3 separate regions of the Mus musculus genome follow, and regions 2 and 3 are each linked to region 1. A link is a loop called in an ENCODE intact Hi-C map of the cell type or tissue named here. Cell type or tissue: gastrocnemius. All regions are shown on one strand.

Evidence for each region. A loop is a pair of places that touch in the nucleus more often than their neighbours do. Peaks named below come from ENCODE experiments on the same cell type or tissue, not always from the same donor. Only the 100,000 strongest peaks of a DNase experiment are listed, where the experiment ranks them.
Region 2: it touches region 1 in a loop (2.4-fold over the local background); 3 of 42 quality-filtered maps call a loop at or near these places.
Region 3: a loop joins it to region 1, with 2.5 times the contacts of the local background. A loop is called at or near these places in 25 of 42 quality-filtered maps.

Annotation. Positions count from the first base shown.
Region 1 is chr4:138,105,462-138,109,461 of GRCm38, forward strand. The region is part of intron 10 of Eif4g3 (eukaryotic translation initiation factor 4 gamma, 3); the gene reads left to right. Among named protein-coding and RNA genes, the nearest start is that of 1700095J12Rik, 31 kb to the right of the region's middle. In gastrocnemius, a CTCF peak has its summit at 2,491 (motif pointing left); a DNase peak (open chromatin) is centred at 2,482; H3K27ac peaks cover 3,278 bases.
Region 2 is chr4:138,050,501-138,054,500 of GRCm38, forward strand. The region is part of intron 3 of Eif4g3 (eukaryotic translation initiation factor 4 gamma, 3); the gene reads left to right. Among named protein-coding and RNA genes, the nearest start is that of Eif4g3, 59 kb to the left of the region's middle. In gastrocnemius, a CTCF peak has its summit at 2,340 (motif pointing right); no DNase peak of the experiment used is centred here; H3K27ac peaks cover 1,510 bases.
Region 3 is chr4:137,966,684-137,970,683 of GRCm38, forward strand. No RefSeq gene overlaps it. Among named protein-coding and RNA genes, the nearest start is that of Eif4g3, 25 kb to the right of the region's middle. In gastrocnemius, a CTCF peak has its summit at 1,676 (motif pointing right); a DNase peak (open chromatin) is centred at 1,685.

The sequences.
Region 1 (4,000 bases):
CGGTGGGCGCTGGGCACTCACTCATTGACCTCCTCGCTCTCTTCCGTAGCCACTCTGTCCTTTCCTCTCTGTCAGCTGTCCAGAGCCTGAGTATCTCAGGAAGCTTCGACAGACACGGTTCTCTTCCCGAGTTGCTTTCAGGTCCTACTGGCGATGTTTTCTGTGGGTTGGCTTCGCATTCAGAGCACAGATGCTGCCACACTTGCTATTGAGCTGTTCCATGCTATCCAAAGGTGCTTCGTGCCTTGGAAGCCACCCTATTGAGTGAGTAGTTATGAGTCCGCTGTGGAGCCTTAGGATGAAGTGCCGTGGAAGAGGGTGGTGTCACAGTGAGGATGTACGCGTTGTGGCCGGGATGCTTGAGAAGATTGTCCCCGTTAGAGTCTCGTTCAGGACCTACACAGCTGTGCTTCCAAGGCTGCTCTGTGAGTTTAGTCAGGCCTGACTGGTAAAGTATGTGGCTTTGGTCTTAGAAGAAATCGAAGAGTCCCAAGAAGAGCTAGGCTTGAGCAAACTGTGACTTGTGGCATTGAAATTGGTTGCCCAAGTTTGAAGCTTCTTACCTTGTTACTGGGTGACTTCCCAACGTAATCAGTCACCTGTCACCGAGAGCCCAGCAGACAGAAGCACCTGTTTAAGGGGATTGTTTGTTTGTTCTCATGGCTGGAAGGTGAGAGCCCCCAGAGCCGATTTACAAATGAGCATTAGACCAGAGGTAAGGCATGGCAGAGTAGCCAACCGCTGACTTGATTACCGCCACAGAGCCTCAAAGAAGTGCTCTGAGATATTGAGGTCACCAAGAGTAAGCGAGTTCAGTTCAGAGCCCTCGTAAACCTGTGACCTGTTGGCTTGAGTGGGCTGTGTTCCCCTTGGGAGTGATGGTCCTCTCTGTCGCAGTCCCCATTACAGAGAAGAGTATGTGGCCACCTCGGTTAGAGGGTTTCAAGGTTGTTACAGAACTTATTTTTGAAATTGTCTTCTTTAAACATTTTAAGTCTGAATGATTAAGAGTGTGGTTTTGTCTCCAGAATTGATCATGCAATGGGATAGTAGATCGGAAATGACCTACATACATGGTTTATTGACAGCCAGGTATAATTCTAGACATAGTGGCCTCTCGGACGGCCTGGCGGGTGCTGGAGTAGAACTTGCAGTTGGTTGGTGAGGACATGCACACTTTGCACCCTTTAGTCTCTTTGCAAACATCAGTTAAGATAGGGTGTAGTTGACAACTTGAAATTCCCACCTTGAAAATCTGTACCTTTCTGTATTTTAATTCTCTATATGGTGTGTCTGGTTAGGTTTTTTTGTTGTTTTTTTTAAGGATTTATTTTTGATCATGTATATATGTATACATGTATGTGTTTTTATGTGAATGTCTAACATGTGTGTGGATGTCCTTAGAGGCCAGAAGGTGTGTCCCTCTGGAGTTGGAGTTACTCTAGGCTGTTGTCAGCTGCCTGGTGTGGGTGCTGGGAACCTGACTCCATCCTCTGCAAGAACAGTGAGTGCCTTTACTAGTGGAGCTCTCTTGCACCCAGCCCATTCCTGTCTTCGGATCTTGCAAGTGTGACCCTGTGCCTTCCCAGCTCTTCTTCAGTCCTTACCCCCTTCCCTGGGACCACAGGCGCAAGCACAAGTCTTGGTGTCTGTATGGTGGGTGACAACTCAGATAGAGACAGTGATTGCTGTGGAGAGCCTCCAGTCTTGTCTCTTTTGTGTTCTTACATTTGAATCCACCCGTACAAATCTTGGCTCTGTGTATGCGTGGAGTCTGTGGGATGGATCGTAGCTGTTTAATTGATGAGTGTACTTTTCCTCTTAAAGTCAACAGCAGAAGCATTACAGCTTCTGGCTTCATTTCTGGGAGGTCATGGAAGCTGTGCCCATAGACGGCTGAACTTGGTGAAGGGAGATTATATCGTGTCAAAAAATACTGAGTCTGTTCTTTTCCTAAAGGCTGCAGGCTCTGAACATTGGCGCTGAGTTCTCTTTCTAGAAAGCCCTCGGCACAGGGCCTGTAATAGACATTTGAAGTTAGGACACGATCCTGGATCCACCTGTTGTTGTTGTTGTTGTTGTTGTTGTTGTTGTTGTTGTTGTTGTTGTTGTTGGAGACAGGATCTCACACTATAGCTCTGGCTGTCTTTTGTTCTCTAGACCAGGTTGGCCTGAACTCACAGAAAGTGTCTGCCTCTTTGCCTCCTGGGATCTGGTATTAAAGGTGTGGGCTCCCCCAACCCCGCCTGCCAGTCCATCTTGAATGGCTTTCTAGTTTAAGAGCTACTATGAGGACAGCCTTCTCTGTTGGTGTGTTGGGCCAAGCATGTTTTTGTTCTCATGGTGTACCTGCTTTTGTTTCCAGTTAGCAAGAAGTCTGGGTCTTTTTCTGCGCTGTCCAGAATAAAACTGTAGGTGGGTAAGCTGGTTCTGACAGGCTGTTTCCTTGGGTGTTTGAGAGTAGATGGTGCCCTCTAGTGGTAGCAGTCTTTATGTAGGCCTTGAAGTTGGGATTGCTCTGCCCTTAGCAGCAGCAATGTTACAGCTCTGGGCTATAAAGACCTAACCATTCTATCCTTCTCCCTGTACCCAGACTCCACAGTCTCTATCCAGTGGCCTTCAGCAGTGTTTATCCTTCAGGCTCAGCCTCTGCCCTCCCCTGCCATCTTTCTTTTACTTTCTTCTGCCCTGGCTGTTCTTAAACCATCCAGTTTCTTTTTCGTTTGCTGCCAAGCAGCCACTGGCTGCCTTGCCTCTTCTGCTGAGCTCTGCCAACTGATCACCTGCTGTTGACATGCCTACTGACTCTGCCACTGAAGACACTTTGATGTCTATTTTTTTTCTTGTGAGCTCAGCCCATACAGCGGAAAGTAGGCAAGGTACAACTTGTCAAGCCTTTTATTGGACCTAATGTCACAACAACAGGAAGGGTGACACTTGACAGCATCTCTCTGCAGAGTCAGTACTTGAGCCTCAACAGTGTGCGTTTGTATCCAGATGAGAGGTATTTGAGACAATCACAACTCACCTTGCGTGCAAACAAAGGCTGATGTCTATTCCAATCACAGGCTTTCTTCCTTGGGCTTTCTGCTAGGTCAGCAAGTGAGGTGCTCCCCTTGTGTCCCAGATGGTAAGGGCTACAGGGTCACCTGGAGTCCATCATGGTCTGTGCTAGCACAAACTGACAACTGGAGCAGACCTGGTTGGCTGTATGTTCAAGAGCTGGGGCAGACTTTTGTAATTGTGTAGTTTTTTTTCAGGCATCCCTGGAATGTTCCAAATGGCCATTGCTGGCATGCAGCGTGTCTACTGGCTACTGAACTACAGCCCTTCAGTTTAAGGTAGCCAGGATAGCAGTGGCACCCCCACAGCTAGGGGGCATAGGGAATTCCTAGGAAATCTACTTATCCTACCCTTGGTGTCTCTGCCTAATTACCAGGAGTGCTCCCAACGAGAGAGCTCTAACTGCTTATTCCCAAGGGTGACTTTAACTTGTTTTCATGTTCTTTTCTGAAATAAGGGCCCTGGCCCAGACTGATGGCAGTTCTTCTGCCCAGCCTCCTAAGGTTAGAATGGCAGACATGTAGCACTATACTTACAACAAATTGTAGCAGTGCTTTAACCCTGCTTAGCATCTGACCAGACTTCATAGCAGGTGGGATCCCATTACTTAACTCCTTTGAAGTCCCACACAGTTGCTTGTGCGTCCATAGCAAAGCTGACTGCTGGCATCCAGGCTGCCCTTGGTTTATGTTCAGGGTTGTACAGCATAGACTACACAGAGTGGCAGATCATAGAGACCGGGTACTAGTGGGTTAGGTGAGGTTGTATTAGAGAGTCCTGGGAGTTCAAGAATGGGATACAGACAGACCTTACAGAAAGATACCTTACAGAAAAATGTAATGTAGGAATATAACACACACAAGTTAGTAAACAGTTGAGTGCTGTACTTTGCCCCTGCTGTGGTTTCTAAGGCTCTCTTTTAAGGCTGACAGCACAT
Region 2 (4,000 bases), 55 kb before region 1:
GAAAGATCTTGTTTCCACGATTTTTCCTATAGCCGCTGCATATTGAGTAGGTAGGCTGGCAGTGGTAGTCCTACTGCCGAGGGACGTGAACTTGCTCCGTCAGGTCTTGGAGCATCCAGCCACGTGGAAGTTGGCTTGCCTGTGCTGTCTCCCCATCGAATAACTGTCCATTGCTTTTAACCCAGTTGGGGCAGTGGTTTGTTGGCACCGTTTGCTGAGCTGAAGCTTACGTGCAGTGCACCTTAGGAAGGGCAGGCATGAGAACCCAGGAAACACTCAGTGAGAACCCGGAGACTCTTAGTGCGTGTGTCTTAGACAGGCCTCAAACTCAGGGCAGCCTTCCGGTCTCAGCCTGCTGTCTTGGGCCTCTTTATAACCCACTTACACACTCACACTCTCTCACTCCCCTCCCCCCTTTCTGAGTGTGTGTGTGTGTTCATTCCATGTGCGTGCACACGCATGTTTGTGTGCTGAAAGTGCCCGGACTGAACCTGTGTTTGAGCTTGTTGAAAGCAACTGTTGCTTTTTCCTTTTTTGTTTAGTTAGTTTGTTTTTAAGATATGTTCTTTATATGATATAGCGCTGGCTGCCCTGGAACTCACTATAGAGCAGAGAGCTGGGGTTATAGCATGTATAACTGTTCTCAGTTCCTACCTTGTCGTTTGAGAAGGTCTCTCATTTGAGCCCAGGACTCACTGTTTGGCCTTGACTGGCTGGCCAGGAAACTCTTGGAGTGCCTGTTTTTGTGCTGCCTATGTTGGCTTCAGATGTGTGCCAGCATGCACTGCATTTATGTGGGTACTGGGGATCCAAACTCGGGTCTCGTGATTGCACGCTCTCCACCAATCGTGATTACTGTCTCTGTAGAGTACTCTGTCCCTGCACCTCGGGACTCAGAGTCTCAGTATTAACAATCTAGATCTGCTTTTCTGCCTGTCTTTGTAACTGCTAATTAATGACATTTATGAAAGTTTACATTCTTTGTTAATATTTAATGTGGCTTTCTCATTAAATGTTAAATCAGAGAGCTAATTAAAATATTATTTAATATGGATTTGCTTGATTTTTCCTCTTTCAGAAGAAGGATTAACCATGGAGATGTGAAGGCGTGCTCTCTCTGCTGGTAAATGCCAGCTAGGAATGGCTTTCAGCTCTCAAGCAGGAGTAGGGAGAATCTGCGCCAGGGCGCTTTGCTTTGGTAGAATGCTGCTTTAGCCTGTGGAATATTCCACCCCCTGCGCCATTTTATAAAGTGTCCCGAGAATCATTGCTCAGAGGCAGAGCAGCTCCATGGAGCAGTAGCGGTCAGACAGGGCCTCGAAGTTGGATGACGGTTAGTGCCGTGCCAAATGAAGGTGCATTATCTGGGCAATAGTTGTATCATCATCAGCTAGGGGCAGGATGGAGGGACCATCTTTAACTGTAATTGGGACCTTGCTTTTGTGAACATGTCTTGCTACTGGGACTCTGCCAGCCCATTGTGTTTCCTGTGACGCTAGATCCCAGTTCATGGTTGAGCCCTTGCTTAGTGGCTGGCTCTGAGGTAGGGCCCGAACACTCAAGGCTGAGTATGTATGTAGGTGTGAACTATTTGTGTGACTGTTCCAATCCCATATAGAACTTTCTATAGAAGGGCATTTTATTTCTTTAGTTTTTACAGATTCTAAATATCCATTAGATATGTTAATTTTTAGACCTGTAAAACCACTGGTACAATTTTGTTTTATTTTGACACAGGGTTTCTCTGTGTAGCTCTCTGTGTAGCTGTCCTGGAACTCAATTTGTAGACTATGTTGGCCTCAAACTCACAGAGATCCACTTGCCTTTACCTCCTGAGTGCTGAGGTTAAAGGCGTGTGCCACCACTTACATAGCGTGCATTTTTATTCTTTCAAGATGAATTTTTATTTTATTTTTTAAAGATTTATTTATTTTATGCATGTGAGTACACTGTAGCTGAACAGATGGTTGTGAGCCTTCATGTGGTTGTTGGGAATTGAATTTTTAGGACCTCTGCTCATTCTGGTTAACTCTGCTCACTCAGTCTCTGCTTGCTCAGGCCCAAAGATTTATTTATTATTATACATAAGTACACTGTAGCTGACTTCAGATGCACCAAAAGAGGGTGTCATATCTCATTACGGGTGGTTGTGAGCCACCATGGGATTTGAAATCAGCACCTTTGGAAGAGCAGTCAGTGCTCTTAACAACTGAGCCATCTTGCCAGCCCCTCAAAATGAATTTTTAAAAAATATATATGTATGCATGGGTCTATGTGTCTGAGCCATGTGTATGGCCTGATCTGCGGAGGCCAGAAGAGGGCATTAGATCCCCTGTAACTCAAGTGGTTGTGAGCTTCCCTAACATGAATGCTGGGAACAGAATTTGGGTCCCTCTGGAATGAAAAGAATAACAAGTATTCTTAACCTCCAGACTATTTTTTCAGCTCCTCCATTCTTATTTCTTTGTTTAATTTGCTTCTTGACCCAGGTCCCTGTAGTCCTGGCTATCCTGGAGCTTGCTGTATAAACCACTGTGGCCACAAGCTCCCAGAGATGTTCCTGCCTCTCCCTCCCATACTGGAACTAAAGCTGTTCATCATCACATTCCTTTCAATAAGCGTTTCTTTAATAATATAACTTGGAAGCCATATGAAATAATTATTTAAGCTCCCTTAAACTTTGAAAGTCCTGTTCAGAGAGATGTGTGTGTGTCTGCCTCCCATGAAGTTTATACACATGCACATGCGCACACATGTGAAAGAGGCATAGTATTGAAATGTATGATTCTGATAGGTTCTGGCTTTTGGAAGAGAAATTATTACAGTGTATCTGGACGTTGGTCATCTGGCGTGCTAATTGTGTTCTTGTACAAGGTGCATCATCCCAGCAGGAAATGTTTGGCCCAGACAGGGTTTGTTGGGCATGATTCTTTCCTCCTGTTTGTTTCTTTGTTTGTTTTTAAAGAAGGGACCCACTAAGTAGACCTGGATAGCCTGGAACTTGTTAGGTAGACTAGGCTGGCCTTGAACTTGCTGAGATCTGTCTGTCTCTAACTCCCAAGTGCTGGGATTAACAGGCATGCGTTCTCTTCGCCACCTGGGCGCCTCCTGTCATGCCCTGGGTGGGTTCCATAGAAGAAAAAGAAGAGGAGGAGGAAGTAGAAAAGGGGGTTCTCTTCCTCTACTTAGACCTGACTGGAAACACAGAACACCTCACAGCAGGGAAGAACAGTGGAGAGACTTGGAAAAGAGAAATAGTTTTGACGTCTGCTGAAAATAAAAGCTGGCAACACTTAACAAAAGCTGACTCCTGTCCCAGATGACACAGATAGCTCATGTGTGTCCTGCCATAGTCTGCTTGTGTCATGTTTGAAGTACCCGCTTCGAGGTACTGTGCCTTTAAACTGCTTATCCTAAAGGGAAGGAGAGAATGGAGTTCTGGTAGAAGGACGCCAACAGTGCCCTTCCATTGTTTTGAGGTTAGCAAAATATGGATGCCCAGCCATGGAGGCACACTGTGGAGTTGAGGAAACAATCTCTTGAGATGCGATTTAGCTTGAAATTGTGCACAAGACAGAAACTATATAATTGAAAAGGGTACATAGGCTTGTGGCATTGGAACATAATAGGGGACTTAAAAAACAATGAAATAGTATGTTGTTTGGATTTTGGCGTGAATTGTAAGAGTGAAGTTGTAGCTTCAGTGCATGCTGATAGTGTACCCGACTGCTCTTCCGCAGGTCCTGAGTTCAATTCCCAGCAACCACATGGTGGCTCACAACCATCGGTAATAAGATCTGATGCCCTCTTCTGGTGCGTCTGAAGTCAGCTACAGTATACTTTTTTTTTTAAAGATTTATTTATTAATATATGTAAGTACACTGTAGCTGTCTTCAGACACTCCAGAAGAGGGAGTCAGATCTCATTACGGATGGTTGTGAGCCACCATGTGGTTGCTGGGATTTGAACTCTGGACCTTTGGGAGAGCAGTCGGGTGCTC
Region 3 (4,000 bases), 140 kb before region 1:
CTGGCCTGCAGACGACGGTACTCCTAACAGACCCTCTTCCTAGCAACCAAGAGTACTGACAGTTCTCATCGCCCTGAGTCCCCACTGCTCTTCTCTTCCCTCCTTTTCATAAACAGTCCATCTGTGCCAAGTCAGTAATGCCCCTCTCCCGATGCAAAACCTGAGCCTCCTGCCTGGCTGTTCAGGGTTTTCCCTTGCAGCTGAGGACTGTGGAGAGAACAGAGCTGCGTCAAGAACAACTGGAAAAATGTAAGTGATCTGAAATCCTTAACTGTGTGAGCCAAAGAGCTAGGCAGAGGCATTCCGTGGGAAGGAGAAGGTCTTTTGTTTGTTTGTTTTTAAAGATTTATTTATTATATGTAAGTACACTGTAGCTGTCTTCAGACACCAGAAGAGGGCATCGGACCCCATTGCAGATGGTTGTGAGCCACCATGTGGTTGCTGGGAATTGAACTCAGGACCTCTGGAAGAACAGTCAGTGCTCTTAACCACGGAGCCATCTCTCCAGCCCGGGAAGGAGAAGTTAAGGAAGTCTTTAAATGCCTCACAGACCTCACTTCAGAAATGGCCCAAGGACAAATAACTTCAGAAGACAACTGTGCTTCAGTGAAGATGAGAATCCGTGCAGAGACATGTTCTACCCATGCACAGAAAGGTCCGTGCTATAAATGCTTGTAATTCCACTGTACTCACAACCCAGATCCCAACATCACTGTCTGTGGATGGGTGTGGTGCAGGGCATCTCCTCCCTGTCGTGCATTACAGCCACCAAGATACATTGTTACAGCCACAATGGTTACACTGTTACAGCCACCATGGTTACATTGTTACAGCCACCATGGTTACATTGTTATCTTAAGCAGAATGCATTAAGCTGATTGCTGTTAATGAGAAGATGCACAGCAGTACCCAAGACTATTTTCATTTTTGTTTTGTTTTGTTCTGTGTCTTTAAGACGGAATTTCATGTAGCCCAGGCTGGTCTTGAACTTTCGGTGTAGCCGAGGATAACCCTAAACTTCTGATCCTCCTGCCTCCACCTCCCAAGAGTGGAGATTACAGGTGTGCACCACCACATCGAGTTTATGGTGTGCAGGGGATGGAACCTAGGACCCTCATGCTGAAATGTGTGTCCCCTGTCCCTCCCAGGTGAGCATGTCATGTGATGCCTAAGACAGGTAACTATGTCACACCTGAGACAGTGGTACCAAGTAAGGAAGTGCAGTTTGATCATGTGATGAATGTGTATCTGGGAGAGAAGCTACACATGGTACACACATGCACGCAGGCACTCACATGGAGTCATAAATTAAAACAAAATAAATCTTAAAAACAAACAAAATAAAGACCAAACATGGTGGTATAGGCCTTTAAGGAGGTGTTAGGCGTTTTGTTTAGAGGCAAGGTCTCATATAGCCATGGCTGCCTGGAACTTTATTATATAGACCAGGCTGACCTCAAGCCCCAGAGATCCATCTGCCTCTGTCCCGGAGCCAGAGACTAATAGGGCACAACCCATAGCTGACCTAGTACGGAAGCATGACACACCTGGGGTATCAAGGAGCCCATGCCTAGGCTCCCATCATTTCCATGTATTTGCCCAGAACCTGGGTACATCCCTGGTTCTACAAAGGGCGTGGGCTGGCTCAAGCAGTTTCACATGGCAGTGTTACGTTACGACCACTAGGTGGCACCAGAACACAAGGGACTCAGCCCTGGATCCACATCCTGTCGCTTGATCTCCTGAGGCCAAAGAGCCCAGAGTTCTTCAGGTGAGAGAGCTGCTGGGGCTGACAAGACCCACCCCCTAGTCCTTAGACATTAGAAGGCAAACAGACCGTTAAGAAATCCTGAACTGGCCGGGTGTGGTGGCGCTCGCCTTTAATCCCAGCACTTGGGAGGCAGAGGCAGGTGGATTTCTGAGTTTGAGGCCAGCCTGCTCTACAAAGTGAGTTCCAGGATAGCCAGAGCTACACAGAGAAACCCTGTCTCAAATAGATAGATAGATAGATAGATAGATAGATAGATAGATAGATAGATAGATAGATAGATAGATAGATAGATAGATAGATAGATAGATAGATTAAAACAAAAAGCAAAAAAAAAAAAAAAACGGTTAAGAGCACTGACAGCTTTTCCAAAGGTCCTGAGTTCAAACCCCAGCAACCACATGGTGGCTCACAACCATCTGCCATGAGATCTGATGCCCTCTTCTGGTGTGTCTGAAGACAGCTACAGTGTACTTACATATAATAAATAAATAAATCTTTTTAAAAAAATAAGAGCACATGTTCTTCCTCCTCAGGCTCCTGGGCTCTCTCTATGTAGTCCAGGCTGCCCTGGAACTCACTATATAGCCCAGACTGCCCTCAATTTTGTGGTGACCTTTCTGTTTCTACCTTTCCAGTGCTCAGATGGCAGGCAACACCATAATGGCTTTTTACTTATTTTTTTTTTATTTTGTTTCGTTTTTTGAGTCAGGGTCTCATATATCCCAAGCTAGCCTTGAACTTAATATGTAACCAAGAATGGTCTTGAATTTCTGATTCTCCTGACTCCACCTACTGAGTAGTAGACATATATATGTGTGTGTATATATATATGTATATATAGATATACATATATTGTACATATAAATATATGTATAACATAATAAACAATATATTAAATGTTTAAATATTTATATTCATTTAAAATGAATTCATTTAAAATGTTTATGTATTATACCACCTTGATTTTATCTATTTTCTTGGTTGTCTGTTTCTTAGGGTTACTATTGCTGTGATGTAACACTTTGACCAAAGCGACTGGGGAGGCAAGGGCTTTTTTGGTTTATGCTTTCACATCACTGCTCATCAATGAAGGAAGTCAGGACTGGCACTGAAGCAGGGAGGAGCCTGGAGGCAGGAGCTGATGCAGAGGCCGTGGAAGGATGCTGCTCACTGGCTTGCTCTGCATGGCTTGTGCAGCCTGTTTTCTTTTCTTTTTTTGGGGGGGGGTGTTTTTTGTTTGTTTGCTTGTTTTTTTCAAGACAGGGTTTCTCTGTGTAGCCCTGGTTGATCTGGAACTCACTTTGTAGACTAGGCTGGCCTGGAACTCAGAGATCCACCTGCCTCTGCCTCCCGAGGGCTGGGATTAAAGGCAGGTGCCAGACACCACTTATAGCCCCCATTTTAAAAATAGAACCTCTTGCCAGGCAGTGGTGGTGCCCACCTTTAGTCCCAGCCCTTGGGAGGCAGAGTCAGGTGGATTTCTGAGTTTGGGTCCAGCCTGGTCTACAGAGTGAGTTCCAGGACAGACAGGGCTATACAGAAAATCACACACACACACACACACACACACAGCTCATTATGTGTCCCTTGATTTCCCTATTTAGCATAAGCAGGCCTTGAACTCACAATCCTCCTGCCTCAGGTCCCTACCCAATTAGTGCTGGGATTACAGATGTTTCCACACCTAGCAATTTCCTCCTCCTCACAAGCTTCAGCTCTTTCATCAGAAAACAAAAAACAAAAACAAAAACAAAAACAAAACCCCACCACCAGCAAAAAGCAGGTTAGATGTGACTAGACACCAGCAGGAACTCTTTCTAGCCCGGACTGGCAGGATGCCTCTCTCTCTCTCTCTCTCTCTCTCTCTCTCTCTCTCTCTCTGTTTCTGTCTCTCTTTGAGACAAGGTTTCTCTGTGCAGCCCTGATTGTCCTGGAATTCGATCTGTAGACCAGGCTGGCCTCGAACTCAGAAATCCGCCTGCCTCTGCCTCCCTAGTGCCAGGATTAAAGGCTTGCCCCACGACGACACAGGGCTTTCTTTTTCTTCTTTATCCATCATTTATTCATTCTTTCAACAGTGATGTATCGCTTTATTCCAGGTGCAGGAAACAAGCCAGACATACAGCAAAGCAGGTGTCAGTCCCAGGGAGGCGAGCCTGTTTATTCAAAAGCCACCTTCTTCTTTCCCTCCAGTCATCAATCCTTGCAGGTTATTTCACATTTAGAATA